Regions from separate parts of the Mus musculus genome. Here all the other regions are linked to region 3. Evidence: chromatin loops called from intact Hi-C (ENCODE). Cell type or tissue: heart. All regions are shown on one strand. Each heading gives the region's core, and the rest is flanking DNA. Links, peaks and the distances in the headings are about the cores only. Region 1 has its middle 24 kb from the start of Gm34099. Region 2 overlaps Galnt7 (polypeptide N-acetylgalactosaminyltransferase 7). Region 3 overlaps Hdnr (Hand2 downstream lncRNA).

The links. Peaks named below come from ENCODE experiments on the same cell type or tissue, not always from the same donor. Only the 100,000 strongest peaks of a DNase experiment are listed, where the experiment ranks them.
Region 1: it touches region 3 in a loop (7-fold over the local background); 15 of 42 quality-filtered maps call a loop at or near these places.
Region 2: it touches region 3 in a loop (4-fold over the local background); 13 of 42 quality-filtered maps call a loop at or near these places.

The regions. Positions count from the first base shown.
Region 1 is chr8:57,421,557-57,432,104 of GRCm38, forward strand. No RefSeq gene overlaps it. Among named protein-coding and RNA genes, the nearest start is that of Gm34099, 24 kb to the left of the region's middle. In heart, for the core only: CTCF peaks have their summits at 4,700 (motif pointing left) and 4,904; no DNase peak of the experiment used is centred there.
Region 2 is chr8:57,526,858-57,537,405 of GRCm38, forward strand. It overlaps Galnt7 (polypeptide N-acetylgalactosaminyltransferase 7), which reads right to left. Exons shown (of 12, transcript NM_144731.4): 9 at 9,726-9,944; 10 at 5,771-5,869; 11 at 4,745-4,873. Among named protein-coding and RNA genes, the nearest start is that of Gm51574, 8.1 kb to the right of the region's middle. In heart, for the core only: a CTCF peak has its summit at 4,352 (motif pointing left); DNase peaks (open chromatin) are centred at 4,044 and 4,304; H3K4me3 peaks cover 505 bases; H3K27ac peaks cover 575 bases.
Region 3 is chr8:57,349,850-57,360,397 of GRCm38, forward strand. Hdnr (Hand2 downstream lncRNA) reads left to right here. Exons shown (of 3, transcript NR_131041.1): 3 at 4,090-4,731. Among named protein-coding and RNA genes, the nearest start is that of Gm34030, 20 kb to the left of the region's middle. In heart, for the core only: a CTCF peak has its summit at 3,915; a DNase peak (open chromatin) is centred at 3,952; H3K4me3 peaks cover 1,740 bases; H3K27ac peaks cover 1,340 bases.

The sequences.
Region 1 (10,548 bases), core at 3,619-6,118, 73 kb after region 3:
GGGGTTGATTACACAATTAGATTATAGGAGAAAAATAACTTGGATGTCTAGTAGAAACTTAAATCTTGGGTTGAATTTCATCTCTGCACTAAGAAACATCAGGAAAGGACTTGGTTAAAGATGACAAGGTACAGAATGTGATTTTTGTTTCATTTTACTTTGCTTTGTGCAACAGGATATCTCTACAGACCAGGCTAGCCTTGAACTCACAGATAGATCTCACTGCCTTCTGAATGCTGGGATTAAAAATGAAAGTAATTTTAAAATACTTCTTTTATATTTTGAGGTTATAATATAATTACATTATGTCGCCCTTCCCTTCCTATAATTTCTCTCATATGCTTTTCATTTTTGCTATTTTTCGAATTCTTGGCCTCTATTTTCATCATTTATTTTTATACACACACACACACACACACACACACACACACACACACATATATATATATATATATATATATATATATATATATACAACATATATACATGTATACATGCATACATATATGCAACACAATCATACATATGTACATATATACAAACACGGATAAATACATATACAGGACACACACATACATTGTAAGTTTTAGGCTGGCCTGGTTTACATAGTGAGTTACAGGTCTGCCTTGGTTAAGAGTGAGACTCTGCTTTAAAACAAACAAACAAATTTACACATTAAGCTTTTGTATAAAGGCTTGCTAAAGGACACAAAAAGGTAAGTAACTTCTTTGTAACATTGTTTCACTTCTATTAAATGAATTCATGTATATATATGAATACATTTATAGAACACACACACATACATTTTTTTCTCTTTCCAACCAATTTAGTATGTGAGGATCAAAGCAGTATTCTCTTTGGTATTTCTGTGGGAGTTAGTGAAACACGAATCTCTTTGTAACGGGAACAACACCAGCATCAGATGTTTTCTCTAATAAAACTGAGTTAATTTCCTTTTTGAGACAAGGTAAGTCCTATACCTCAGTCTGGCTATCCTGGAACTCACTACGTAGATTTGCTGGCCTCAGACACAGAGATTTGCCTGCCTCTGCTTTCCCAGTACTGGGACTAAAGACGTGCACCACTTCACCAAGGGAAAGCTGAGTAAATTCTTACCTACAGAGAAATCTGGACTTTAGATGATTGTCAGTAAATATCCCCCCGACACTTGTCTTGAAATTTATTGAGTAAGCAATTTTAATTGTTTAGGATGGTAGTTACTACATTAAATGCCCTCCAACCCCTGCATATATGTGCACACATGCACACACACACACACACACACACTTCTTATTCTGACATTTATTAAGGAGGCAATTTTAAGCTGTTTAGAATGGTAACTATGATAAGTGCTTTTGACTTTTAAACATGAAGTGGAAAACCTAGTGGTTGGAAAGCCCAGGGTTGGGGAGATAGCTCAGTGGGTAGAGTATTTGCCTGCAGAAAATCCTGGTGAAACATTTGCATCTGAAACTGAGGATTAAATCAGGCAGACCCAGGAGCTTGCTAGCCAGCAAGTGCACCCAAAATGGTGAGCCCCGTTGGAGGGCCACAGAGAAAGACATCTGATGTCAACTTCTAGACTCTGCGTGTGTGCACACAGGCATCCATGCCTGCTCATATGCTACATGCCCCACCCCAAAATGCAGAGATATTAAAAATATGAGGTGTACCATATATTGTTATATTTATGATAAAACTATATTACTTCAAGTTAATATCTATAGATTGTCAATCATTTTTCAATGTGTTTTGTTGTCAAGTGGTCAGAATCATAATATTGAGTTCTCTTATTCAGAGGCCAGTTATTTAACAATATGGGATCACTATCAATTTTTTTCATTATTTCCATGAGTTCTCCGTTATTTTGACCATTCCTTTTAAAAAATACGCCCACTGGTAGTGACGCATGGAAGCGGAGAAGCTGTAAATTATCTCTTTCACTGACTGAAGGGGGCGTTGCATGAACAGATGATCTACAGTTTGCATCAAGCATGTAACTTTGAATGCACTAGTTTCTCAATAAATCTTTAATTACTTAATTAGTTTCTCAATCCATTTTTATCTTCTGGCCTTTATCAGGTCTAATCAAACCCTGATTATAACAAAGGTGAAATTACCAATGATAATGTTCTACTAACAGAAATGGTAGATTGCAGAATCAGTACCCACATCAACTCTGCACGATTATATTATTTTAGCCTCAGAAGTATTTGAAAGCCACAGCTGTTGATACTGCTTTTGATTTGCCAGACCCTCTCACAGCCTACTTACTTCGTTTTGAACATGGCATTTGTACCACATTAAAGTTTGGCAAGCTTAATCCTCCCTAACCACAGGCGAATGTGAACACACTAAAAAAATATATAAAAATATATTTTAGCCAAAGCCATTATCGAGTGTATATTTGTTGGATTTGACTAAGAACCTCTAATTTGTTCATGTACAGTTGGCATCCTTTCATTCTGGGTGATGACTGCAACTTATATATTATGTGTCCAACAGCTGATTAAAGTGCTAAGCAGCGGTAGGGCAGAGAGAGAGAGACAGAGACAGAGAGAGACAGAGAGAGACAGAGAGAGACAGAGAGACAGAGAGAAAGAGACAGAGAGCCCAATCCTTCTGAGCGTTCCTTGTCCCGGGAACCCCCTACAGGGATGATTTTTCCCCACCCTCTTTCTCTGTCTGTTCCACACTGAAAGCATGGATGAGTAAGTCCCTCTCTCTCCCTCCCTCCCATTCTCTCTCTCTCTCTCTCTCTCTCTCTCTCTCTCTCTCTCTCTCCTGCCACCTCACAAAAGACTCTACCCTTACATTTTCTTGGCAACGACTACATTTCTTGAACAAAATCTATGTTCTCTGGTTTGCAAGAAACACTAAGCTGAACCCAACACCTCTAACGTTCCAATACAAAAAGTCCTCCTAGCTTGAGGCCCCACCATCCACTGAGGCACAGCAGGAGTAAGCAAGCTATTACGATTCTTGGGCTGCTTCGTTTATCCACAGTGCCAGCTACAGCCTGCGTGACACTCAGTGGTGGCATCCCTCCTGCACGACTGGGCACCACAGATAACGTTCCCGATAAGTTAAAAATGGCCATGAAGTGGGAAAAGGAGGAATTCTATAATTGTTGTGTGTGTCGAAGGGAAAGACCACTTTCCAGAGATACAGAATTAACAATTCTCTTGATTTACCTCTCCACACAAATCAGTATTCCTCAGTAGGGAAGATGTTTTAATGTCTCCCCAAAAGGACATCTGAATAACAATAACAATAACAATAATAATAATCATTGAGAATAAATTTACTCAAATCTTGAAGTTAAATTGGATTTATTTCTATCTAGAAACTGCAATGTATCAATGTCTTCAAAGCAAAACCAAATCCCCCTCCCTAAGAATGCTTCACTTGCTCAGTCATTCAACAGTCAGTCAGTTTCCATGAACTTACCATCCACGCTGTTGCAACATTGTTCACTTCAAGGAGTGAGATGGTGTGCAAACACACACACCACAGGACCTTGTATGTGGGAAGCCATAAGCAAAAGCAAATTTCCTTTTATTTCTCAAAGAATTACCCTTGAACTCATTGATCATGCAAACAAACATGCAATCAAAAGAACAGGACCTGTTTCTGATCCGTTGTCATTACTTCTTAGGGCCCACCTTTTCCATTGTTACACATTATGACATTTAGTCACAAGCTACCAAGCCAGTGTGAACAAGCCACACTCTAGACAGAGTCGTGGGCTGTGACCCTCGGTTCACCATTTATTTTACTGTTGTTGTAAAAAGGAAGAGAAAAATGTCAGTGAAGTATTCTAGTGTTAACAAGATATATTAACTACTGTTGTTTATTACCAAGACCAAAAAACAAAATCTAAACTAATAAACAATAACAACAAACTAACAAATAATAACCCGTGGAAGGAGTGATTTATTTTGGCTCAAGGTTACATACAGTCTATCATGACATGTAGGCATAGTGGCAGGAGCCTGAGACAGATGGTTACAGCCCAAGGCAAGGCACAATGGACACTGGTGACCTACACACTCCCTCCTTTTTATTCAGTCCTGGGCATGAGCCTATGGAATGGTACCCCCAGTTTGCAAGCAGATTAACCTATCTCAGTTGAAGCTCTCTGCAAACACCCTCATAGACACGGCCAAAGGTATGTCTCCTAGGTAAGTCTACATCTGGGCAAGCTAACAACCAATATTAACCACCAAGTCTGTTATATCCACACAGAGTCACACATGCACAAACTTGGGTAGGAAATGTTTGCTAAGATAGGTAAATAGCTTTACAATTACTTATTGCCTCCTCTGGTTGTTTTATTGAATATAACTTTTATTTATGAGCAATAATTTATACAATTGTGGATAGCCTTAAAGTCTATTTCTAGTCCAGCTTACAGAAATAAAATTTATATCTCCTTCCTTCCTTCCTTCCTTCCTTCCTTCCTTTCTTCCTTCCTTCTTTCTTTCTTTTCTACTTGAGTTCCAAGACCAGGTCATGTATAGAGGGGAAGCCAATTTGAGGTATCTGTTGCCAGGTAATGCCTTTCATGATCCATGCCAATTGTGACTGCCCAGTCCATACAGATCAAGAGACACCTAGAATGAACAGACTCTTGTGTAAACACAGATATGAAATGATTTGCCATCGACAATGTTTTAAAACTCAGCTCTGACCTCTACTGGCCACGTTATTAAAATACCACAGCAAGCATCCAGAAATGGTCTTTTATTTCATTCAGTCTTTTTTTTTTTTTTTTTTAAAGATTTGTGTATTATTATAGATACACTGTTGCTGTCTTCAGGCACACCAGAAGAGGGCATTAGATTTCATTACAGGTGGTTGTGAGCCACCACGTGGTTGCTGGGATTTGAACTCAGGACCTTCAGAAGGGCAGTCAGTGCTCTTACCCGTTGAGCTATCTCACCAGCCCCATTCGATCATTTTTAATTTAAAAAATTTTTCTTTTGATATCTATTCGTCTTAGGTTAGCATACATAGTTCATAACATGCATAGTTTCATTGTGATATTTTAAAATATACATGTCAGTGTACTTTGTACTTAATTACTCCCCTCCCACAATGACATGACCCATATTCCTGGCCCCTCCCTGGATGGTTCCCCTCTTTCCCCAGGTAGTGCCCCCTCGTGTATTCACTTAAATGCTTTGTATCAAAAATAAATAGATAGATAGATAGATAGATAGATAGATAGATAGATAGATAGATAAATAATTTATTATGAATACTTTTTATCTCTCACATTTTATAAATAGGGATTATAGTGGAAAAATGTTTTCTATCTTAAAATTTGCTAGGAGAAACATGCTGCAAACATTAAAAAGCTTAATGCCAAGTACAGCTGTTCTCTATCCTGTGTGTGTGGGGTCAAATATCAGATATCCTGCATATCAGAGATTTATATTATGATACATAACAGTAGCAAAATTACACTTATGAAGTAGCAATGAAAATAATTTTCTGGTTGGGGGGGTCACCACAACATGAGTAACTGTATTAAAGGGTCACCAGCATTAGCAAAGTTGAGAACCACTGTCCTACTATATTAGAGGGTAGAAAGTGCTTCATACACTTTATTTTTGGTTTCTTTGAGACGGGATGTCATGTAACCCAGGCTGTCCCTGAATTTCTGATTCCCCCACCTGCACCCCCAAGAGCTGGGACTACAAGCATGCACCACTACATTTGACTTAATATGTGATTTTTACAAAGATAAAAAGAAGGGCCATAAAGAGAATGAGGGAGTAACAATCTTAACAATGTGATCTCCCTCCCCCTGCCTCCCCCTCTCCCTCCCGTTTCTCCCTTTCCCGGTCCCCCTTCCCCCACCACTTCCCTTCTCCCCCTCTCTTCTTTTTCCCCATATCACAAATTAATTAAATAACACATTCTAGAGGCAATACCCTTTTTCTCTGGTAGTTTCTGCAGGTTTTGGAATCAGCCAGACTTGTGTTCCAACTCTGTCAGCCTTCGTCACAGAAAACAACCAAAACAAAACAAAATATCATCGACAACAGCAAAGAACATAAAACAAACAAACAAAAAGTCCCAAGTCCTCCGTAGCTTAAAAAGCAAACGTTTGTACAAAACCACATTGAGATAGCACCTCCCAGGCATCAAGATGACTCATAAAAGAAACACATAATGGGTCAGTAAGGATGTGGTGAGCTTTGCTGGTGGGAGACGAGCTGTTGTAGAAAGCACCAACATAAGAACAGAGTTACCATATGATCTGGCAATCCCATCTCTCGATGGAATCGGAAGCGGGGACTTGAAGTGAGTTCTGCATAGCTAGGCTCACAGCAATGTTGCTGAGAGTTACTCACAGGAGGAAACAACCTACATGTGAAAGCATACACAAAACACAGTAGATACACAGCACAGTATGATTCTACATCAAATATACAACAGTATGAAGGAACTTAGAGGACATTGCACTAGACAAATCAATCACAAGAAGAGAACGGCTATGTAAGTCACGGCGTGAGAACCGTTACATTGATAGAGGCCGTCGTGATGAAGACGGTGCCCCAAAGGTGCTAGAGGTGAGGAGAAACAGGAAGTTTCTGTTCAATGCATACAGAATTTCCGTGTCACAGGATGAAATGATAAGAAAATTCGGTGGCGATGGGTGCACAAGATAAATGCATTTTGCACCAAGCTGTACGCTTAAAAATTGATAAGATGATAGATTTTTATGTGTATACATTTTTACCACATTTAAAGCCTTTTAAACATTAGAAAAATAGAAGTGGCTGGAAAACATTAAAAACAAAGGTGTAGGGACTGCAGAGATGGCTCACTGGTTGCCTTTCCAGAAGATCTGGGTTCAGTTCCCAGACCCAACCCAATCAGCCAACAACCTCCAGTTCCAGGTGATCTGGTCCCTCTTTTGCCTTCCTCGGGCACTGCACGCAGATGATGCCCAGACACGCATGCAGGCAAAACACCCATACATGTAAAATAAATAAAATAAGATCTCAAGCAACAATATTTAAAAGACACAAAAAACATCTATTCATCTCATGAGCTGACCATAGATAGGTCAGCTGTGACTGATAAGCTCAACTCCTCTGTTAGGGATTAGTTCAGTGACCCATGTCATCTTCCAGGAGCTGGAGCTGAGGGAGGAGGCTTTGTGCTTTGGTAGAGACCGTCAGTGGTAAGGCAGACCTAATTGAAGTCACTCAGGCACATATTCATTCAAAGCACACCCTACTGACCAAAGAAAGCCCCATTGGTCAAGACAAAGAAGCTATTGGAAGCCCAGAAGTATGTCTTTTGCATACACAGGAAAGGGGAGCAAAGGCTGGGGAGGATGAATAATTTAGAATCAATAATTCAATAAAAATTGAATGAGTCACCCCCTGCCTTGCAATTTTCATGATCTGTGCCGATTACCAGTAGCAAATTATTTATACTGCAATTCACACATGTCAAGAGACACATAGAGTAAACAGATCCTGTGTAGATACAGGGGAAAAAGCAGTTGGCTGTCCAGGAAATGTTATTTGTCCACCTGTGAAACAGCAGTAAGGACAAGGATATTCTTCAGAAATTCACTTCGACTCAATTCTTTTGTAGGCTTAAAGAACAGTCGGGACCTGAAATTCAAGAAATATAGCGTAAGCTACTGTTCTTGAGCTATTTTACTACGACTTGAGTCCTGCATAAAATCAGACAGCTGTCTAAAACACCGCCGTGGTTCTTTCCCGTGGTAAAACATAGCCAATAGGTTAAAGTATTTATTAAAGGCATATTTCCCGCCTCTAAAGCTGCTTTTCAGTACAAACAGCAGGTGGCGCTCGACAACAACTTAAGATTGGAATTCCAAGGTTATTTTCACTTCCTGTTCCTTTATAAAGCAGAACTACAGCCTGTAATAAAAAAATAAAATAAAGTAAAAAAAAACAAACAACAGCATAAACCAAGGTGAGAACCTGAGTCTTTATGACCTTGCATCAAAAGGGAGGGCCCAAGAAGCCTGGTGAGTGACCGGAATTTCTAAAGTTTGTCTTTGAAACTTGGAAATCGCTTTCCTTCTGAGCCCAAGGTGTGAGGCTGTAAGAGCAGCGCGCTGTCGAGGGAGGGTATATCTACCTGCCATGCATGGGAGCAAGAGTGGCTGACAAGGGGAGATTCGCTCAGGAAGCTCTGATACTAACTCAGGTTGTTCACATCCTAGGGCCGAGGATGGAAGATGACTGTAGTAAGCAGATGAACGGATAATTTAGCACGCATTTAAGAGAGAGAGAGAGAGAGAGACAGAGACAGAGACAGAGACAGAGAGACAGAGAGACAGAGAGACAGAGAGACAGAGAGACAGAGAGAGACAGAGAGAGACAGAGAGAGACAGAGACAGAGAGAGAGTTAGTTGATGCTCCAGGCAAGGCCTCGGGGGTGGAGTGGCCAGTGGTGGACTGGGAAAGCACCCTGTCCGAGGCAAAGGGGAAGGGGGAGGGGTAAAGAACTCTGAGATGGGGAGGGGAGCAACATTTGGTATGTAAATAAATTAAATAAAGAATAGGGCTGGAGAGATGGCTCAGCGGTGAGCACTTCCAGAAGTCCTGAGTTCAATTCCCAGCAACCACATGGTGGCTCACAACCATCTGTAATGGGATCCGATGTCCTCTTCGGGTGTGTCTAACAAGAGTGACAGTGTACTCACATACAAGAAATAAGTAAATAAATCTTAAAAAAGAAGAAGAAGAAGAAGAAGAAGAAGAAGAAGAAGAAGAAGAAGAAGAAGAAGAAGAAGAAGAAGAAGAAGAAGAAGAAGAAGAAGAAGAGAAGGGAAGGGAAGGGAAGGGAAGGGAAGGGAAGGGAAGGGAAGGGAAGGGAAGGGAAGGGAAGGGAAGGGAAGGGAAGGGAAGGGAAGGGAAGGGAAGGGAAGGGAAGGGAAGGAAGGAAGGAAGGAAGGAAGGAAGAAAGAAAGAAAGAAAGAAAGAAAGAAAGAAAGAAAAGAAAAATATTTTGAAAAAGAAGTTTATTTGTGACCTGGAGGAGGGGGTAGAGGCAGATATGGGAGGGGACCAGAGAAGGACAAAAGGAGAGGAGACAGGAGGGAAGAAAGAAGGCTGTCCAGGAACACATAGAGAAGGGGGGCAGGGAGGGGGGAGGAAGAGTAGATGGAGAAAGAGAGAGACAGAGACTGAGAGACAGAGAAAGACAGGCAGAGAGATTTAGCAGGCTTTTAAACAAGAAAGCCTCGAATGATAGAACCCATTATGAATTATTCTGGGTAGCTCAGCCCACGAACAGGGCAGAGTTGTCCGGTGGCGGTCTGCTGTTGTTCCTGCACGTCTTGTTCGCACTGAGAAGACACCAAGAGTGCATCTGCCTGTTTAGCTCGTTGACTACCCTCTGGCGCTTAAATACGAATCTAAGAAAAGGTCTTGTAGGCACTCGGCTGCTGTGGAGAACCGAGGAGTGATCCAAATGACTAACTGTGACTATCAGCCCGTCTCAGTGGCCTGAGAGACAAATGTTCTCTTACTCATCTTTCATAAATGTGCTCATTGAATGTAGGTCAGCTGTGACTCGTGGGCTCAGTTGAGCTGAATGTTCTCAGGAAAACGTTTCTCTTGCAGCAGTTTGTTGGTGGTATTTTAAAGTATTACGGCAGCCTTCTTGCATGCCACGAGATGATATAATGGAAAGAGCAATGGCTTCAAAAGACACATTATTAGAATTTAGCTCTTAAGTATGATCTCCATGTTTCTACACAGACCTTACCAGAAGAGAATCCCTTTGTTTTCAATTTATAGTGTTCTCCGTTACCCGCAGCCAGTAACCTGATTTCCCTGACCCTCTGTCTTCTCCATAGTGTAAGAGAAAGAAAACATATTACAAACTCCGAACGAGAATTCAAGGCAGAGGAGCTGCTGCATCTTCAATAAGATGTCATCAGAGGCTGGAGAGATGGCTCAGCAGTTAAGAGCACTGGCTGCTCTTCTGAAGGTCCTGAGTTCAAATCCCAGCAACCACATGGTGACTCACAACCATCTCTACCAGGATCTGATGCTCTCTTCTGGTGTGTCTGAAGATAGCTACAGCATATTCATAAATAAGTAATTTTTTTAAGATGTCATCAGAAGGGACTGGCTGGTGAATTGACTCAGTGAATATGCATGGACAAGTGCAAGGATATGAGTTCAGATCCACAGAACCCAGGCAAAGCCAGACTCAGCAGCTGTGGTGGTTTGATTAAGAATAGGCCCCACCGTCCGGGCGTGATGGCGCACGCCTTTAATCCCAGAACTCGGGAGGCAGAGGCAGGCGGATTTCTGAGTTCAAGGCCAGCCTGGTCTACAAAGTGAGTTCCAGGACAGCCAGGGCTACACAGAGAAACCCTGTCTCGAAACAACAACAACAGAAAAAAGAATGGCCCCCACTGGCTCATACATTTGAATGCTTAGTCACTGGGGAGTGGAACTGTTTGAAAGGATTAGAACAGTGCTTCTCAGCCTTCCTGATGCTGTGACCTTTTAATACGGTTCCTCATGTTGC
Region 2 (10,548 bases), core at 2,874-5,373, 180 kb after region 3:
GGGCAACCCCATAGGAAGACCAGTAGTCTTAACAAACTTGGACCCTTGAGATCTCTCAGATTCTGAGCCACCAGCCAGGCAGCATCCACTAGCTGATACGAGGCCCCCAAAACATATACAACAGAGGACTGCCTGTTCTGTCCTCAGTGAAAGAAGAGGAACCTACCCCTCACGAAATTTGAGGCCTCAGGGGTTCAGGGTGGGGACATCCTCATGGAGACAGGAGGAGGAGGAATTGGATGAGAACTGTCGGAGGGCAGACTGGGAGGGGGGATAACGATTGGACTGTAAGAAACGATTAAATAATAATAATAATAATGTGTGGACTCTGATATCTCTGCTATGAGGTGCCATTATTCGGCTTCCATAGCAGGTGATTCGAGCACATTGCACACGCCTTGAATGTCAGTATTCTTAGCCCTTTCTTTTGGTTATGCCATTTGAACTACGTCAAACTCAATACACACTAATTGAAGTTCAGTATCTCTCCCTCCAAGCCTCTGTCTCTCGTTCTTAGTCTGGCTAAAGACAACCCCAGCTTTCCAGTCCTAAGGAAGCTACTCACCCCGCTCATTCACGGGATACCAGTTCTCTACGGCTAACGCTTTCAGTGGTTCTCACTTCTGTTTTTTCACCTCTGTCTCCTGCTCTAATACATTCTTCATCATATGCTGTTGATTTCTCCAATCCAGCTCTTGGCTCTTCAAAGAAAGGGCCTCAGACTATGCAAGATTGGGTGTCTAAGCAAAACTTATTTTCAAAATGCAGTGGAGATAATTTGCTGCCCTTCGAGTTGAATTGACATATGTACCATTGCAACAAAAGCAGTCACCATGGGAATTCGGGCATCAATCAAGGATGGATGGATGGATGGCAAACTGCCAACAGTCCTACCAGCACTCGCCTGAGACAAGCCACACTTTCATGGAAGGATGCCTACAAAGATGGTGTTAAATTATGCTATTGACCTTTTTTGGGCATGGGGAGCCAGGTTCAAGACAGTGCTTCTCTGTGTACCCCTTGGCTGTCCTTGAACTAGTTCTGCAGACCAAGCTGGCCTCAAACTCAGAGATTCTCCTGCCTCTGCCTCCCCAGTGCTGGGGTTAAAGGCTTTGGCCCATCGGAGCTTATTGATCTTTAGTTACAACGGGACCATGGTGTATCCTTTAAAAACCACTCAGGTGAAATGAAAAGTGTGAACCGAGTGCTTCCACATGGCAGGACTCAGCAATGCCCTGAGAAAGACTCAGGAAGGGCTACCACCTACTTTGTTGATCCACTGTCAACAGACTATGATTCTTCACACTTGGACACTGTCTGTCACTAAGGAACCCCATGTAGCACCTGGAGGAGGGGGCTGTCCCTGAACCTGCTGCCTGCCTGTGGATTCCTTTCCTTAACTGGGCTGCCTTGTCTGGCCTCACTGGGAGAGGATGCACCTTGTCTTGCAGTGGCCAGGTGTGCCAGGGTAGGTTGATACCCAAGGGGGAAGGAAAAGCAGGCTGGGAGGAGCTGTGGGGGGGGCACTGGGGGGAGAGAGGGGGCAGTGATTAGGATGTAAAATGAACAAACAAATGGAAAATAAATAAATAAATAAATAACCAAAATAAAGCAGGGTAGGGGAGTGGGGTGGGGGGTGTAAGATACTCACACAGACAAACCCAAAAATACTCGACACTGTCTGTCTAGTTTTCAAGCAAAAATCAGAATTTTGAAAAATTTACCACTATTATGAAGACTTTACACAATTTAAAGACTTTTCTAACAAAACAAGTTTTATATTTCTATTTTTTTTTTCGAGACAGGGTTTCTCTGTATAGCCCTGGCTGTCCTGTAACTCACTCTGTAGACCAGGCTGGCTCGAACTAAGAAATCCGCCTGCCTCTGCCTCCCGAGTGCTGGGATTAAAGGTGTGCGTCACCACGCCCGGCTCTAATTTTTAAATATATATTGTACAATGGAATATGTCAGCATTTGGGAGATCTTTATAACTTAGTGAATAGTATAATGTATTAATTTAGCATAATTTGAAACTTAAAAAGGTTACAAATTCTTGCAATTTAATTTCCAATCCCAGAAATACTCTTAATAACAACCTACATGAGAGCTATTTGGGAAGAGTGTTGGTTATCTTTTTACTGTTAAGGGTCTCAATTTTGTTGCATAGGCTGCCTTCAAATACACAGCCTTCCTACCTTGGCCTCACGAGTTTTGAGATTCCAGGCTAGCACAACAGTACTGAGTGAGTTTCAATTACCCTTAAGATTTAAGGGGGAATGCTGAAGCCAGGAAATCTGTAGACTCGGCTCATAATGATCTTCTCAGCAACCCGTATGTCACAATCCCTTTCCTAACAGCATCCACTGTTTCCTATGGCGACTGCACAGAATGTCAGCTCACATTAGGGACAACCTGAGTGCGGTCCTCAGATTCTCCTGAGACTCTTAATGCTGGATTTCTGCTCATCTAGTTTTTCTCTCTGAAAACTGACCAGAAACAATCACCTACGTTCTTCTCTTTTTCCCTCCCTTAAAACATTTTTGCTTATTTTTAACTGCATCTTTTTTTCATCTATACATTATAGAACAGCATGTTTTAGATAGCTTCCACACCCTCATACTCTGTCACTGGGGAGATGAACAAATGTGTAGTGTCTTAAATACCTAAAACATGTAGATTCTAGTTTTTAATTTTTTTTTTTTAATTTGGGGGTTGGTACTGAGGATTAAATTACTATGTGGTACCTCTGAGTTCTATCCCCAGCCAATATCCATTCGTGTGGTCTTCCTATGTAGTATCTTACTTACGGTTCCCCGTCCCTCTGCTCCTCCCAGTTCCTCCCACCTCCTCTCACATCCAAATCCGATCCCTGTCTGTCTCTCATTAGAAAACAGCCAGGCTTCGAAGGGGTGGTAATAAAGTAAGATAAAACAAGAACCAACACACCAGGGGCTGGAGAGATGGCTCAATGGTTAAGAGCACTGACTGCTCTTCCAAAGGTCCTGAGTTCAAATCCCATCAACCACACGGTGGCTCACAACCATCTGTAATGAGATCTGATGCCCTCTTCTGGTGTGTCTGAAGACAGCTACAGTGTACTTACATATAATAATATATATATATATATATATATATATGAACCAACACTGGACCAAACAAGCAAACAGAAGGAAACCCAAGAAATCACAAGAGTCAGCGACCCAGGGTCCCAGTATGTAGTCCAGGCTGGCCTTGAACTCACATTCCTGCTTCAGCCTCCAGAAAGCCACTCATGACTGCTACTCTTTTCTACTTTAAAAGTTGCTCTTCTCACAGGTCTCTACCAGTGGTTCCTCTTCATTTTCTTTTGTGAAAATAAACACTATCAACCTGTCAGGATTCTCTAATATCTTTTCCAACTCGTTATTAAAATTTGTTTTCGGATCTTGAGAGCTAACTCAGCAGGTTAAGACGCTTGTTTCAAAGCCTCTTGACCCAGGTTCGATCCCTGAGACCCACATAAAGGTGGATGAGAGAACAGGTTGCTCAAAGTTGTCCTCTGACCTCAGGACATGCGTGCATGGCACAGGGCCGGAGTGTCTCTCTCCTCACGCATGTCACACACAGGACACAAACAGTGACAGTGCATAAAAATAAAACTCGGCAATTGACGTGCTCAGAATGCACGAGATGGCGCCTGGGAATATTTTCTAAGGAAGGAACAATGCCTTCAGAGCGGGAGTGGGAGAGCAAACATTACATGATTAGAATGGAGGCCTTCTTCCGAGCCTTTCAGTTTGCAAGGCTTGGCTAATGTTTGAGTTCATAACAAGACAAACTGACTGGTTCTGTCCCAACGGACACCTTGAAGATTATACATTCCGGGTGTGCAAACGAGTGGTCGCTGACTCCTGTGCCTCCCTTTGGTCTCTTTCTTCTGTTTGCTTGTTTTGTCCTGTTCTGATATGTTAGTTCCTGTTTTGTTTTATTATGATTCCTTAGCAGCCCGTCTGTTTTCTTATGAGAGACAGAAAGGAAGCAGATTTGGACGGGAGGCGAGGTGGGAGGAACTGGGAGGAGCAGAGGGAGGGGAAACCATAATCAGGATATGTTATGTGAGGGGGAAAAAATCTATGAGAAAATTCAATCAAAGGAAAAAAATTATACATTAATCCATTAACATGGTCAATCTTGCCAGAAAGCTTTAAACCTGCACAGCCCTAACAGAAAAGCAGCTCCAAGGGCTGCAGGGTCGTGTGAATAAATCTGACCTTTAAAACAACCAACCCCTATTCCAGTCAGCAGAAGGTGAAGAAACAGGAAGGCTCAGCGGCCATTTCTTATTTGCCTGTCTCTACCGCCACCTGCTGGACAGCAAGAGGCAAGAACTTTCTTCTTTAATGGTCTAAGTTTGTTGCTTGTCCTTGACTCATTCACATTTTTAACATTGGATTTAGATCTGAAAACGGCGCTGGTAGCGGCCTCCTGGAACACCAGCATTCGCGAGTTTCTGAGACTGGCACTGACTCTTCATGCCTATCACGGTGGTCTCGCTGCATGATGTCCCTGCTCCAGGGAACACAAGGGATACCTCATTATAGCTCAGTGATTCACCCAAGCAAGCAGGTGTAAATAACTCACGCTGGAAGTCCAAGTCACACATGTGAACACTTGGTCTGCAGATTTATCCATCTAAATTCTACTGGCTACTTGTTCCTGACAACGCGACAGCATAGGCAATCCCGGGAGCTGGACGACGGCATACCTTGAAGTACTGCCATTCCTTAAATTCATTTAGGTTACAGTGTGTGATCATGACTTTGGATCCATCAGGCCCCTTTGTCAAACACTGGTCGTACTGCATGAGCTGGTTTGCTTCATTGATTCGGAAAAGCTATTGAACAAACAAAATGGAGATGTCTTTCTCGCCAACACATGTTTTATGAAAAGGATGAAATATAACTCCTATAATTAACCTGAATAACTTATTCTATAATTTTTGTCCATGTTGGAGACCTCTAGTCTGCAGACAAGAACTACTGTCATTCTGAGATTAGTGAAGACTTCTATCAATATAAGAATTACACTCTTAATTCTTTAAGCCTCTAATACACAGAATGGGTAATTAACACATTTATCATTACCAACAACAAAAAAAAATTTAAAAGCTAGAAGCAAGCCTAATAGTTTTTTCACAACTGAAATTAGACATATGAAAATCCCTACATTAGGAAGCAAGAGAATATGTGTAAAATAATATTTGTGTAAAATACCTACCGGTACCGGAAGTAAACCAATTTCACTTAGTAAACCCCATTTGCAAACCTTTAGGGGTTAGGCTTACTCAGTCATCATTAGTATACGTTCCCATGTTCCCACAAGAACATACTTTTATCACTTGTGTGCAGACATTTCTACATTTCCCTATTTAAGTGAAATATTTTAGCTTTACTGAACATTTTTTATTAAGTCAAAATTAATAAATTAAAAACCAAACAAAGGGCTAGAGAGATGATGGCTCAGAGGCTAAGAGCACTGACTGCTCTTCTTTAGGTCCTGAGTTCAATTCCCAGCAACCACATGGTGGCGCACAACCATCTATAAGGAAGTCTTGGCACCCTTTTCTGGCATGCAGGCATATATGCAGGCATAACAAATGGATGGGTAGATGGATCTTAAAAACAAAACAAACAAGCAAACCAAAACCCAAACCCAAACTAAACTCGTCTGTCTGTGACCAGTGAGTCTGGTGGATCTCAGTGCTGACCAGCCCTGAAGGAAGGGGACTCACCTGGTTCCCACCCATCCTGTGGCAGGGTCCTAGCTCCACGAAGCCTCCATTCGTCTTCCCCATGCTATCAATACAGTATGCAGTTTCGAGGCCTCGGATCTAAAGGATGAAGAGAACCAACACACAGGAAACAGTATGGTTTGTAACAAGCCAGCACCCGAGTGTGAGACTTCCAAGTTCAATGTACTGTCACGGAGTTCAGGGCTGTTGTGGTGCCGGGCTGTAACTAGTATCACCAACCTGTAGGTCTGTTTTAGCATCCATGTGACTGAGAGGCACAGAGAGGCGAGCTCTGTAAGTACACTGGGGGCAGACAGCCGCTCTGGACACGGAACAGACCCTGCTTTCTCAGTCCTCTCACTGGCTGGGCAGCACTTCTTGGGGAGGGGACTCAAGGTGTCTCAGAACAAGGATAACGGCACACAGTGTGGCTCTCCTCTAACTACCACGGAGTGGTTAAATGGAGGCAAAAGCAAATAGCCATTCCGCTCATTTGGGATAGAATTTTGTGCTAAAATAATCACATTTAGAGGAATTTTGTCTTCATCTCAATTATAGGTCACTGTACCATTCGGATCTAGTGCTGATTCTGTGGGTTCTGAGGAGGATACGAGCTCTTGAGTCCATGGAGATGAGCAAGTCACAGTCCCCTGGACCACCACCACTTGGGGACAAGCAGGTGTGAGGTCCAAAGAGGAGTTGAATGTGCAGATGAAGCAGCCTACACACTGCCCAGGGAAGCTCAGACTTCTCAGGGGACATCTTTTAAATTGGGGTTTATTTCGGAATGCTCAGCAGATGAATGGAAAGGATAATGGAAAGGAAGTAAGGGGTAGATGGCAGAATGTGGACAAATTCCTCTGAAGATATAATTAGGACAGAGATGGTAAAAGGAGGGAAACCAACCCCTCATCCATCCTTCCATCCATCCTTCCATCCATCCATCCATTCCTCAATGCATGTGTTTTCGTTCATGAAATAATAAGTGGGTATCTACTATATGGCAGGCATGCTATATCTATATGCCTATATATCTATATATCTATTTATATGCTCCAGCGAACTCATAGTTCACAGCAACACAAAGGCAAAAAAAGAAGCTAACAAGATATCTATCATGCAAGAAATACAGGCCACAGGAGAGAAAAGCAAGACCATTAAGGAAGAGGCTGGGGAGTTGAGGAGGGTGTTCTAGGGTAGATCTCATCCAGGACACAGGAGGAAAATCTTGAAAGACATGGAAGTTAGCTGTGCCTGCAGATGCCCAAAGGAAGGCATTCAGCAGAGGCAAGAAGTGTGAGGAGGAGGAAGAGGAGGAGAAGGAGAGGAGGAGAAAGAAGGGAGGAAGAGTGTTGAAGTAGGGAGAGGCAAGCAGGAGCAAGTGAGGTGAGAGAGGGAGGAGAGTCCTGAGGTCACCAAAAAAGGCTCTGCCTTCATGGAACCAAGCAACTGGTGTGGTGACCTCTCTTTCTTAAAGAGCGGCGACATGACGTGCATTGCATTTCCAAAGCCTCTCTGATTGTTTCCGGTGTTTAGAACAGGCCAATGATAAGCGTGAGTTGGTTTGGGTGAGAGGTGATGGGGACTTAGCCAAGGTAAGGAAGGGCTAGATTCTGAAACTGATGCATGTGTGAGAAAAAGCCACTCAGTGAAGACCCCCCCACGTTTTTGGTATGAGCAATGGGCCAAGGTGGGCTGGAGAGGGAGAAAAGGCATTTGACCTGAGGTGGACTGAGATGGAAATGATATTCAAGTAAAGAAGTCAAGAATATGGCTGAATGAATATGCTTAGGCTCTGATAGAGAGGGGGGAGAGGGAGGGAGGGAGGAAGGGAGAGAGGGAAGAAGGGAGGGAGGAGACTGGAGGTGAGGATCAAATCTAAAAGTCATTTGTACAAAGATGAGTTTAAAGCCAGGGGATTGGCTGAGGTCAAAGGAGAATTCCTTCCTTCCACACAGAGGGTTTCTGGGAGATTAAAACGTAACTAAGTCTGGTCTGGACTGCCCCAGATTCACGTTTTTCTCAGCGGGTTACTGGCTAGATTTCTGTAACAGGAGAGATGGAATAAGCCTGCCAAGGAAAGACACAGGCATTATTACAGGAAGTCAAAGAGCAGTTGCAGTGTCCTCTGTGTTTCTCTTTCTACACCCCAACTCTCAACACTGCAGACTCTTACAGATGGGTTCAGTCCTCTCTTCTCTGTCTCTATTTCTTTCTCTATGGCTGCAATGTCACTGCGCTGGATGCTAATGGTCTCCAGATGTTGATTTCTGGAGAAGTCTCTTTTCTAGGGTTCGGCACAAGATCCTCAACCAACAGGAGCTGACAGCTGCACACGGCCTGCCGTCTAGAAGTCATCCTGCAGGTGGGAACCACAAACAGACCCAAGAGTGCTACACCTCAACACCTCCACGTTCCCTGCCCACTGTGCGCCTGCCTCAGCTGCCCCCTAACCAGCTGCTCAAATAGAAAACGAAAGCATCCCAGCCCTCATCTTTCACACACTGATACTCCGCACCCACATTCTCTGACAATATCTGTGACTTGGTGTTTGCCTTGGCTATGTCTTGTGCTCTGCCTTCCTCTAAGCCACAGTCACTGTCCCCAGTGGGTAGCACTGTTTGGAGAGGCTTAAGGGGTGTGGCCTTGGAGGAAGTATGTCATAGGCAATGAGTTCTGAGAGTCTAAAGACTCAGCATTTCCAGCTCCGTCTCTGCGTTGGCCTTGCAGTTTAGGATGTGAACTCCCAACCAGCTTGCTACTCCAGCCGCCATGCTTGCTGCCATTCCTTATTTTGCCCATTTCGATGGACTCTTAACCTTTAGGATCGTAAGCCCAAATAAACTCTTTCTTTCAGGGATTTCCTCAGTCAAGTTATTTTAGCACAGCAACAGATAAGTAATGAGTGCAATTTCCTATCTTTGAAGTCACCACTTTCTGTCTCTCTTTTTTTTGGCTCTCTGACTGGCTTAGGTCTTTATCATCCAGGTTTCAGATCTAATGTCATATCCCCAGAAAAGCCATCCTACCGTTCCGACCTCCTCAGGACTGTACCTCACACTCATTTCCTTTGGAGCTGTTACCATTTTGTCTTGTTCTTTGCTTTCCTGGGTCTCCCCCCCTCTCCCCCTCCTCTCTTCTTTCTCCTCTCTCTCTCTCCCCTCTCTCTTCTCTCACTCTCCCCTTCTCTCTCTCTCTCTCCCCCTACCCTGAACAGTATAAACATTCTTTGAAGAAAGGGGGCTGTATTTTTGCCCAGATGAATGACTGGTACACACCGGGGCAGTGATCAATATTTGCTGAATGCACAAATTAACAAACACACACGATCTTGAAAGCTGATAGTCTGCTCAATTATCTGTAAGGCAGCTGCATGCAGTGGCATAAGGCACAAGCGTGAGCACAATCAGAATTGATGCCACAGAGGCAAGTCAGAAGAAATAGGAAATGGCCGTAACAGATCAATGCCTCTGCCTCACTTTATTACCACTGCCCAATACCTTTGACAAGGGCTGTGCCAATGCCCTGTGTATTGGAAGGTGGGCAAGCGTCGTGAGAACCCATAGAAACTTGGCAGACCTAAGGGGCTCTGATGCAGGAGAACAGAGAAATGATCTTTAGTAGTTATGATCTCCGAGACAAGAGCAGTAAGTGAAACTGGAAGGAAAAGGAGGCAGAATGACAGAGGGACATGGTGGGTGCTGGAGCGGAGGAAATGGGGGAGAATTTGCTGACAGTCAAGTGTGCAAAGGCTGGGAGGGGGTGTGGTCTCGTGGTCAGGGCAGCTCTGATGATTTGGTACAAGGAGAGGGTATGCTCTCAGTGTGGTTTCAGCTAAACATTTCTGCAAGCCTTCTCTGCTTCCATGAATGCCTCCCCATTTTTCTCTGCCTTCTTTCAAACACTGACTCTGGATTCGCACATCTGGATGTCTGAATACAGGGCTGCTACTTACTTCACCCCACTCGACATTTCTGGGGGGCAAAGGGTAGTGGGCAGTGATGTCATAAGCGATTTCTTCCATAAACCACTTGAAACTTTTGCAGTTGTGATCTTCTCGAAATTTCTTCAGCTCAGATATGTCCCCGTAGGGCAGCGCCTTTGACTCAGGACGGCTAGCATAGAAGTAGTCTTTATATTCATCCCACCAGACTTCCACGACTCTAACATAATTCTGCAGAAACAAAAATTGCAGCCATTATGAGATGCAGAAATAACTGTAAAGGCATAAACCGCCCACCTTAGATGTACAGAATACAAACAAAGTACATTGAACTCATTAGTCACGATGTGACATTTAATCAATGGGAATAAGAGATAAATACCACTAATATGTTATTTTCCAAGTATAAAAATATCACGTATGTAGACTCAATTAAGAAGTAGTGTACATAAAAGCCAACCTTCCTGAGCTGAAAGATCATACATTCTAAGATATGCATTCTATTCTATTCTTCATTCAATGAACAGATGAAGAACGTGAAGCCCAGACAGGGCTTTTGAGAGCCTGGCTGGACAGTGGGGTTTATTCTCATCTCCTTCCTTTGTATCAGCACCACGTTACTGACACATACAGGAGAAAATCTCATCCTCAAACCCATCATTATGAAGAATTGCTCCTCGGGCGACTCGGTCTATCTTTTCATGACTAGAATGAAATCATTTTACTATAACTGCAAATTAACTGTATGCCTTCCACAGGTGGCCAACACAGAGGAATGGCAGCTACTGACCAATAAAATAAATGGACATTGTCATCACTGACAAACGTTTAACTT
Region 3 (10,548 bases), core at 2,657-5,156:
GACAACCATCTGTTAATACACTTTTCAATTTTTGTCTAAGCAATATCAGTTCGAAACTTTTTTGAAACTATTATCTAGATAGCTACCCCAACTTACTTACTTACTTCTTTTCTCCCCTCCTTCCTCTCTTTCTTCCTTCCTAAGTTATCCAGCAGAGAGAAGCAGATGGTTGGCTAGAAGTTCAGGTAAATTGCTTCAGGAATTCGGTCAAGGAAAATCCCAAAACAATATGATTCATTAAACTGATGTGCTTCGACTTCTGACTTTTCTTGCAGATGCTAAGACCCCCTCCAAAAGGCAAAGGTATTTTTGTCCAGGGCACATAGCTAGAGTGGAGCTGGAAACAGCCTCCTTCCCAGACTGACTGTGAGCAGGGCTCACCATCCCACAGCAGCAGCCTGGTGGGAGACATCAGATAGCTTCCTCTTCTTTAGCCTCTTCTATTAAATGGACTCCTTTCAACACCTCTGGGGGGAAAAATGATCTCAGGATATTATCCTTCGGCGAATTTACATGCAGAGTTAGTATTAGAGGCAGGGGTGGGTTCTTAGGACTCCCATTTTAAAGAAGATTCATGCTGTCGCCAGGACATGCAGCCTTTTCTAACACAATATTGATGGTGGTGGGGAAGGAACCACAGCACACATGGAGCTGATTAACCACGAATCTTATCAAATCTTCCAGCTCTCTAGCGGCATATAAGATATACACAGGGCCAGCAGGCCAATTATCATGCCAGCACTCACAAAACCTGTACTTCAGACCTGGCTTCGCCACCGACCTATTGCATTCAATAGCCAGCCACTTTCTACAGTTTCAGTCTCTCTAGATATAAGTATGCATGTATGCAAATTCACATATAAAATATATATGCACTTAAACATAAATATTAATTTTCCATCTAGATGAACTCTTTGGCCCACAAACTCAACTTCTCTCCCCATTTTCTTTGTTATTGTATTTATCAATATTTAATAAACCTCATGCTCACATCTGGCGGAAGGTGGAGCTTCTTAGGTGAAGAATTGAGAACAACAGGATCCATGGAAGAGTTTTAGGGGGCTTTAGCCCCTTTATCCCACAGATGAGATGCAGGGCCCAAAGAGGCTTCCTCAGGTCACCCAGCTGGAAATCCCAGGTTGGCTTCCTACACAGTATCACATTCTTTCCAGAAATTTATTACAGAAATGGGGCCTACTAGTCTCTGCTGTAAGCTTGTGTCAGCACAGGTCACATCTCTGTCTACCTCTACCTGCCACTCCAATAATCTGCAGGCCTTACATGGCTTTCTATTTCATGTTATAAATAATAGATGCAGAAGGTAATGGTTTTAGATTCAGGAGCATGAACTTAGAGCAGAAGTCAACCAGTGCTTTCTGCTTGGGATCCTCTTCTTCTTCTTCTTCTTCTTCTTCTTCTTCTTCTTCTTCTTCTTCTTCTTCTTCTTCTTCTTCTTCTTCTTCTTCTTCTTCTCCTCCTTCTCCTTCTCCTTCTCCTCCTCCTCCTCCTCCTCCTCCTCCTCCTCCTCCTTCTCCTTCTTTCTTCTTCTTCTTCCACCTCCTCCTCCTTCTTCCTCTTCCTCTTCTCCTTCTTCCTCCTTTTTCTTCTCCCTCTCTCTGTTTCATTTTGAGACAGTGTTTCACTGTATAAATCAGGCTGACTTGGAACTCACAGATATCCTCTCCCTCCTGGAGTACTGGATTAAGGATGTGTGCTAGAATTCTATTTCTTTAAACTAACTCTGCTTGTAATTTGAGACCTTTGAACAAAGTAATGGGTTCCCTAGTGAGAAGTACAGTAGCAAATCTGTTTGGTTTTTTTTTTTTTTTTTTAATACTGAAGTCTAAGGTAAGATAGATGAAAATCATTAGTCAAGTCAAATAAGGAGGGAAATTAAGTAAAACACCATTCATATAGTATTCAACTGACCCTTCTCAACACACAGTCAACTCCCAAATTACCCACTGGGGTGGGTAGCAATCAGAGGAGCTAACAAGGTTGACTCACCATAAGGATGATGTTATAAAGCTCCCTTGCTTGTGTTGGGGGACTATCTTCCCTTAGAGCATGGTTTAAGGAACTGTCTTCCAGCTTCCTCTTTCCTACTCACCTTGTCCTCATTGGCCTTTACTAAGCAGGATTGATGGTGCTTGGCTGAAATCCAAACTGACTCAAGGAACAGTTGGGATGTATAGAGGACCAGGTACCTTCCCTGCTCTGAAGTTCTTTTCCTTTAGTCACCCATGTGGATGACTTGGGAGCTGAAAGGACCCTAAGCAGGACCAGGTTTCAGGGAATCGCTTCATCAGAGAGCAGAAACGAAATGGGAATGAGTTGCCCAATCTCAAGAGCCATTGCCAGATGTTGTCCTAGAATGACAGATATTAAAAGCCCAGCTATTAGGAGGGCAGACTACTTGCTTACACTGGCCATAGAGGAACTTACTGGCAAAAGGATGAGAGCAAAACTCAGTATCACTTAGCTTTGCTTGGTTCCTCTGGCCTCTGAGTACATCTTGCCTTTCTCTGGTATCTCTTGCCTCTGTGTGCATTTGCCTTTCATACTTCCCTCCTGCATCAGACTTTATTCTGTTACAAGATTCAGCCCGCCTCTCCTCAAAATCCTATGATAAGACTCAGGGGTGTGTCATTTTTCAAGGAAAGTTTCTTGAGGGTAGTAGAATATATCTTTTTTCTTTATTTAGTGCCAGATACTGAATAGGTATCCATCAAATGCTTGCTGGATATGGTGACACTCAGTGTTAAGTAACTTTAGTTTACCATCGACATTTGAAGGAAGAGATTTTTCTGAGCACTGTTTTTCCTGTGTGTAAAGTGTGTGTGAGACTGACAACAGCCCCTAATATTGTGAGCAATAAATGAAAGCTGAATGCAGAAGTCTTTGTTAACTGATTAACGATGTATGGGTGATATTATGATGACTGCAGATGCACATTTCCCTTGTGTGTGTACATCATCAGACCTGCATATTATTTACACGTGCACGTGTGTGGGGTGTGTGTGTGTGTGTGTGTGTGTGTGTGTGTGTGTTATTTCTAGCACTGTACATTGGGTTGGAAAAAACAACTTCCAACGGTTTTCTCTAAGTTCTACCATTTTAAAAGGAAGCAGGCCAAAAAAAAAAAAAAAAAAAAAAAAGCACACAATAATAACTCTTTTTCTCCTTTTCTTGGTGGTAAGGGTTGACGCCAGGGTCCGGGGCCCTAGATAAAGGTGTCTCTACCATTTTAGCCATAGTTCTGTGAAACTGTTCAATCCACCTGCTTAAAACACAAACTGCTAATTCACGAGCCACTAGACGGTTACCATAAAGATCAGTTACCATTTCTCTATGACTTATTAAACCTTCTTGCTATAATAGTATCGTCGAAGGGGAGGGATCTAGCTTTTCATTTAAATTCCTCATTAGTCTCTTGGAGCAATTAAAGAAAACATTATTCCCTTTACATGCGTGAATTAATAAGGTACCAGGTTGTCCGGTAGAGCGGGGGATTCCTTTAGCCTGATTCCTTGCCACAATGGCAAGTGAGTGGTAAGTAGCCATGGAGATCCTAACCTCGGGATGCCCTTTTTTCTGTCCCCTCTTGGCTCCGCAGAATGGTGTAGAAGTTCTGTGCTCTGTGGCGCTTTACTGACTATAATGCTTTAAGTACCACAGTTAGCTCTGTGGGTGGGTGGGGGTTGAGGGCTGAGGAGGTAGCTCTCCAGCAGCCTGACGTTCCTCGTGCACCGGTCGGGGTCGTTGGATTAAGGGGTCGGTCTGCCAGAGCCGACTTTGTGGGGAGGAGAGAATGAAGAGCGCCCCAGCTGATCCTTGGTCTCCTGGTGGCACTGGGAAGGAGCCAGCCTGCCCTTTACCGCCTCCTCTACCTCCCGCCTTGTGTTCTTCTTTAAAAAGCCAGATGGCGCCATCTCTCAAGTCGTTCAGTAGCGGAGGGCTCCAGGGCTGGCTGGCTTAGAGAGAGCTAGGGGGCGGGTGGACCCTCACGGCTGGGGCGGGAGCTTTCTGCCCGCCTCTGCAGACACCAGTTGGCTTTTCTCTTTTTTCTTCTCCCACACCCCTCGCAAGATGCCGACAAGCCCAAAGGAAAGCGGAGTGTCCTGTGTGCCACATGGAACTCGGGGAAAGGAAATGATTAAAGCCGTGAGGTTTCCTGGCTCTTCGTGGTGTTTACGGTGGGTTTTGATTTGGGAAGAGAGCAGGAGAGGTTATGGCCGGTTGCCATCTGCCAGCGTCCTCAATCTGCCTGGGCTACAGATGACATAGGGGCGGGTGGGCACGTGCGCTCTGTGTGCACATTCCGAGTGTGTGCAGGAGCGTGTCTCGGAGTGTCTTGTGTGGTGGCCTACCTGGCAATACATGCATGGTTAAAAAGAAGAGATCTTCCAGCTTCAAGAGGAGGGGTTTCAGGTTCTTTCAGACATCTGAGGGGCTGCATCTTTCTAAAGTGCACACGTTTCTTTTTCAAACACTATTTAAAAATTTTTGTAATGTTTCCAGTCTTTGCATACTGTAAATGGACAGGAATAGGACAGAAACCCCATCATTAAACACTTACATTGATTTAAATCAAATTCCACTAAGTGAAAATGCTTGTTGAAATTTGGAAAATATTTTTTAATGTAATAATGACATTTGGACATTGCAACTATAGACAATAATCATCAAATCTGAAATTAAGATAAATTTAATAAAAGTGATTTTTAAATGCATTGGAATGTTGTGGGAATAGAGTTGGCGTATGGTCTATAGCTATCTTAGGATTTTAATTTAAATGACAGAAAGACATACACCAACACATAAAGTACTCAGCAACATTAATAAGGACATGTGTTGTTGATTTTTTTAAAAAAAATAATGCTGGTCATATGTTTATATTGCAATGTACACTTTGGAGCAATGTCTTTCTTCCTTTCTTTCTTTTTTAGAGCAGTGGTTTTTAAACCACGGGTTGTCAACTATTTGTTCATCTTGAAACCAATACTGTGGGGGAGAAATAGCTGGTGTCAGAAAGTTTGCAAAAGATCCTGGTGTCTTAACAGCTGCTGGTAGAATGGCTGAGGGCCATAGTGAGTACTTCAGAGGCTTGGTGACTGATGCGAGGGTGAAGACTCTTCCACTGCTTTTACAGCCCCTCTGCTCTGGTGCTGAGAAGCAGGTACTATTCCCATTGCTCAAACCCCAAGGCGCTGATTAAAACACATCTAACACTTTTCTAGGAGTTGCCCTTCTAGACTTGACCTTGGGAATGGCAGCCATCTCCCTGTTGAGAGCATTCCAGATGCTGAGGTTGCCTAGCTGAGCTAACACTCAACTTGGGTGTGGCCTCTGTGTCTCCCTCTTACCCTGCAAATGTATGAAGCAAATGGCTTGAGATTTCTGTACCATTCTGTCAGTCAGGAGGAAAGGAGAGTCCCATATCTTGGTCAAGAGGAACCTGCCCACAAACTCCATTTTAGGTTTCCTAGTGTTCTGACTTGAGGAATATGCGGATTTTCCCCCTGCTACCAATCTAGAAGGCACCACTGCTAATAATCTAGTGTTCCAGAAATGCATTTTCCCTTGTAGCATATGCTTTTAGGCTTTAGAAGGTGCCAGAATCACCTAAATGGCTGGGGACTGGTCAGTGGGCACAATAGATAAAGGAGTTTCCATCTAGTCTAATGATCTCTTCCATCTCTGTGATTTACTTCATGACGTGGCAGGCACACACCCTCCCCACAAACTAAATAAGTGTTATAAACAAAACAACAAAACAAAGACAAAAACAAAACCGCAGTCCTCATTTCTGATCCAGCAGGTCTGAGGCAGAGTTTAAGAACCTGAATTTCTTATAACTTCCCAAGTGATGCGAAGGCTGGTCCAGGGAATAGACTTTCAGAACCATTGCCATATATCCTCTTAAGAAGGTGTGAAATGGAAGGTGATTGACAGGGCAGGGTGAAAGTGTCCCTGAATCCTTCCACACTCACCTCATGCTAAAGCTAACAGCAAGTCTTGCATACTGAAAAACTTCAGTGGAGGGGAGTGATGGCTTACAGAGGGATTTGGGTACAGTAGAATTTTATCACTTTATACATCTAAAGGATCGTGCCAGGAATATAAATCTTCACACATCATAAACTGTTCATTTTTGTCTTGTGTTTAGTCTTGCATATTTTAAAGCCTAGGGGGAGAGTCAAATCAAGATAGTTCAATGAAAACTTAACCAATGGCAATTCTTTTATATAAAGATAATGTTTACCACTGTGCTGCAAAGGGACAGATATACTCTGTATTAAATGGGAGCTGTGGGCTGAACTTGAATGTCACTGACTCTGCCAAGATGGTCCTGGCTCCCAAGGCCTGGCTCCTGTGGCTTCCTAGTGCTGGGCTCTGGCTGCTGAGCCTCAAAGGCAAATGGGGTTGTTGTGAAATGCGCTGTTCTTAATGAAGCTTTTCTTGAACCTGAAGCATGCGAGGCAATTACTCTCAAAGTGAGATGAGAAATTCGTCCGTTGAAAAGTTGTTGACCTTTCCAGGATTACTTTTAAAAGAACCGATTTGTTTTATTTGACACTCTGGGTATTATTTAATAAAACGCAACAGCCTCAAAAATTATCCTGTTTGTTTCATGTTCAGCAGCCTGGACTATCTACACTAAGTCCCTGAAATGAGCATCATTACTGGCGAAATATTGTTGCAAAAATTGGCATGGACTATTTTGAAGTGTCAGACTTCCAGGCGCTATTTCAGAGCTGGCAAGAGTCAAAGGCTTTTTATTGATTTAATGACGTTCCTTTTCCCTTATTGTCCCCATAATCACCTGCTTTATGAACTGTGGTTAGGGTCGATGTTGCAACTGGTAATTTTCTTAGAACCCAAATTCATTTATATATTTTCTGTCTTTTGATTTCCATCATTTCTTGGAATTGTTAGTGGATGGAACAAAAAAGAGAATACATTATAAACAATTCAAACAAACCCAAAACAAAATTCCTTGGACCCTTTACAGATCCCGCACATGCAAATATCTGTGGCTCTGCATTCCAACAGCATCGAGCAGGGAATGCATTCTCCACATTAACCTCTTTCTTCCCCAAGCAGTGCTGGTCTTTAAGCACTGTGTTTTTTATCTAAATCCAGGTTGACATTTTAAATGAATTCACATCAACTCAGCGCAGATGAGGAGGTAGAGAGCGTCTCCTTTTGACCCAGCATTTGTGCAATCCTGGCTGGATTGTTCCCAAGTAGGAGTGCCTACTATTTTAGAATGAACTCTGTAGATAGATTGTATGGCCTGCACAACCACAACCAACCACTGGAAGTGCTAAGTATGCTCTTTCCTTTGTCCTGCTAAGGGAAGAAGCAAACAAAACAAAACAAAACAAAACAAAACAAAACAAACAAACAAAAAATCTGTGATGTACACCTCGGGAATGAACATGATTCTCCTTATAGCAAACTATTTATAGAATAGATATCTTTTGGTTTCAGTCATAAGAACTTCGAACACAGAGCAGCATTTAATTTATGCAGGTACTCAATTCTGAACTTCACCATCAAGACCTGGATGTATATTCCTAAATGATGGAATACTCAATCTATTTTCAACAAGTCATAACTAATACTAGAATCCCTATAGTTATTATATATAAATAAACCTTACTCTGAAGCAGTGGGGATTTTTTCTCATTTCTCCAGAAAGTCAACAAGGCTGTTAAAGAAGACTTCACATTTTCCGACATGTAGTTCAGTGGATGCTTTGTAGGCAACAAGGACTTGGATTGAAATCTCAGCATAATAAAGGAGACAGAGACAGAAAAAGATAAGAACAAGGAACCTGTTGGTGGTGTGGTGGTGCACGTCTTTGATCCCAGCACTTGGGGTGCAAAGGCAGGTGAATCTCTTAGTTTAAGGTCAGCCTTGTCTACAGAGTGAGTTCTGGGACAGCCAGGACTGCTACACAGAAGAAACTCTCTCACAAAGAACAAGAGGAGGAGGAGGAGGAGGAGGAGGAGGAGGAGGAGGAGGAGGAGGAGGAGGAGGAAGAGAAGGAGGAAGAGGAGGAGGAGAGGGAGGAAGGAAGGAAGGAAGGAAGGAAGGAAGGGGAAGGGAGGGAGGGAGGGAGGGAGGGAGGGAGGGAGGGAGGGAGGGGAGGGGAGGGGAGGGGAGGGGAGGGGAGGGAGGAAATTTTTTTGGAAGGAGCAGGACTATGACCTGATTTTTAAAAAATCTTTTATGAACACATACATGAATCTATGAATTGTTGCTCTAATATAGGGGAAAACATGTGTTGCTTTTGGTGCTGATATCTGAGAAAAGATGACAAATATTTTTGTTCAGTTAGGTAACGTCTATCTGAAAAAAAAGATCAACAACGTATTAAAAATAACATTCAGTCTAGGCCAAACCTTCCCGCTTGGGAAAGCCTTTATCAAATGTCTTTACCCTGCTGTTAGTTATTTCATGTTATGTCAGCTCTTTTTTTTTTTTTTTTCATTCCATCATCTCCTTATGTTTTCAGAAGTCCGTGATCCTAGCTCAAGGTGGCATGAGATAGAGTTGGAGAGAGGATGAACACTGCTCTCTTAGAGAACAGGACTCTAAAACACACCCTTTAATGTTATTTGTCACCATTCTTCTCCATGTGCTTTCTACTGAGAGCTTGTCAGACGAAACCATATTGCAAAACTAAATTGTTGACAAAATGCTTGTGATTCCAAAAGGGCCTTGTGATTGAAAGCAGTTGCAGGGCTCCAACGTGAGAATGTCGCTTCCCCTGTCTGTTGGTGTGTTTGTAGGTTCCTACAGGTCACAGGTCTGGACTTCGACTGCCCCCAAACAGCAGTCCCTCCACAGCCAATTCAAGGCAGCTTGGAGCTTGGGTTTTAGAACTCTCTGCTTGCAGATATTTGTTTCCTAAGTTAGCATCCAGGGAAATCCCATGTTCATGCTCTTCCTTGGTCATCTCTAATCCAACTTCTTCCTGCATCCAAATCATGTCCAGGGACAGAGACAAAACAGCTGAGTCGTCCTTGATGCTTCCCCAAATGTGTTGACTGAGGCCAAACTCAGCAAAACCTTCAAGATTCCTAACAAGAGTCTCCTTTCAAGTCATGTGACTTTAGGAGGCACTTTCCATTTGTTCCTGGTCTGCTTAGTCAACATTTAGCCTGCCTTTGAGAATATCAAAATCAGCTCTGCCATTGACCAGAAACAAGGGCATTTCTTCTGAAAAAAGGTAAAAGTAGCCTATATGCCCCAGTACAGGGGAATGCCAGGGCCAAAAAGTGGGAGTGGGTGGGTAGGGGAGTGGGGGGTAGGATATGGGGGACTTTTGGGATAGCATTGGAAATGTAAATGAGGAAAATACCTAATAAAAATATTTAAAAAAAAAAAAAAAGAAAGAAAGAAAGCTGCAGTTGCTTACTTAACCATCTCCCTAACCTGCTTTGCCTTGCTATAGCCAAATGCTATAGATTGGATAATTTATAAAAACTAGGTGTCTTAGTCAGGGTTTCTTCCTGCACAAACATCATGACCAAGAAGCAAATTGGGGAGGAAAAGGTTTATTTGGCTTACACTTCTATGCTGCTGTTCATCACCAAAGGAAGTCAGGACTGGAACTCAAGCAGGTCAGGAAGCAGGAGCTGATGCAGAAGCCATGGAGGGATGTTCATTACTGGCTTGCCTCCCCTGGCTTGCTCAGCCTGCTTTCTTATAGAACCAAGACTACCAGCCCAGAGATGGTCCCACCCACAAGGGGCCTTTCCCCTTTGATCACTAATTGAGAAAATGCCTGACAGTTGGATCTCATGGAGGCATTTCCTCAACTGAAGCTCCTTTCTCTGTGATAACTCCAGCTGTGTCAAGTTGACACAAAACTAGCCAGTACACTAGGAATTTACTTGGTTTATGGTATTGGAGGCTTGGAAGTCCAATATATGATGCTGGTATCCCTATAGTGGTTTTATGTTGGGTCTTCTTATAATAGAAGGCAGAAGAAGGGAAGGGGGCAAACAAGTCCACTAGCTTTATAACTAAGTCACTCCCCAGATTAGAGCATCATTCCATTCATGAAGTCAGAGACATATGACCTATAAAATAACTTTCAAATCCATAAACATGAAAGGACACATTCACAGCACAATAATGGTAACAATTAGAATGCAAAAAATTTAAATATTTCTGTTGTGTGTCAAATTTGATATGTGATAAGAAATTATTTTTAGACATTTAATACATTTGGCATAGCAATTGCTCCTTGGCCAATACAGAATAACCCGGAACTAATAACCCGGAAGCTCACTAAGGAGGGAGAAAAATTGTTTTCTCATATTGACTTTACTTCCTTTGTCACATTTGTGTCCCAATCAAGAAGAAAAGTCTCAAGGAAAACACAGTTCATTGTTATTTAGAATTTCAGAATAGCTAATTCTCAAACCATGTTTTATGATCATTTCCAAGGGCTTTTACTGTTTAGCTTCATCTTGTTTAAAGATGTTCGAACTGTGTTGAGATTCATATCAACAACCAGAAAGTAAT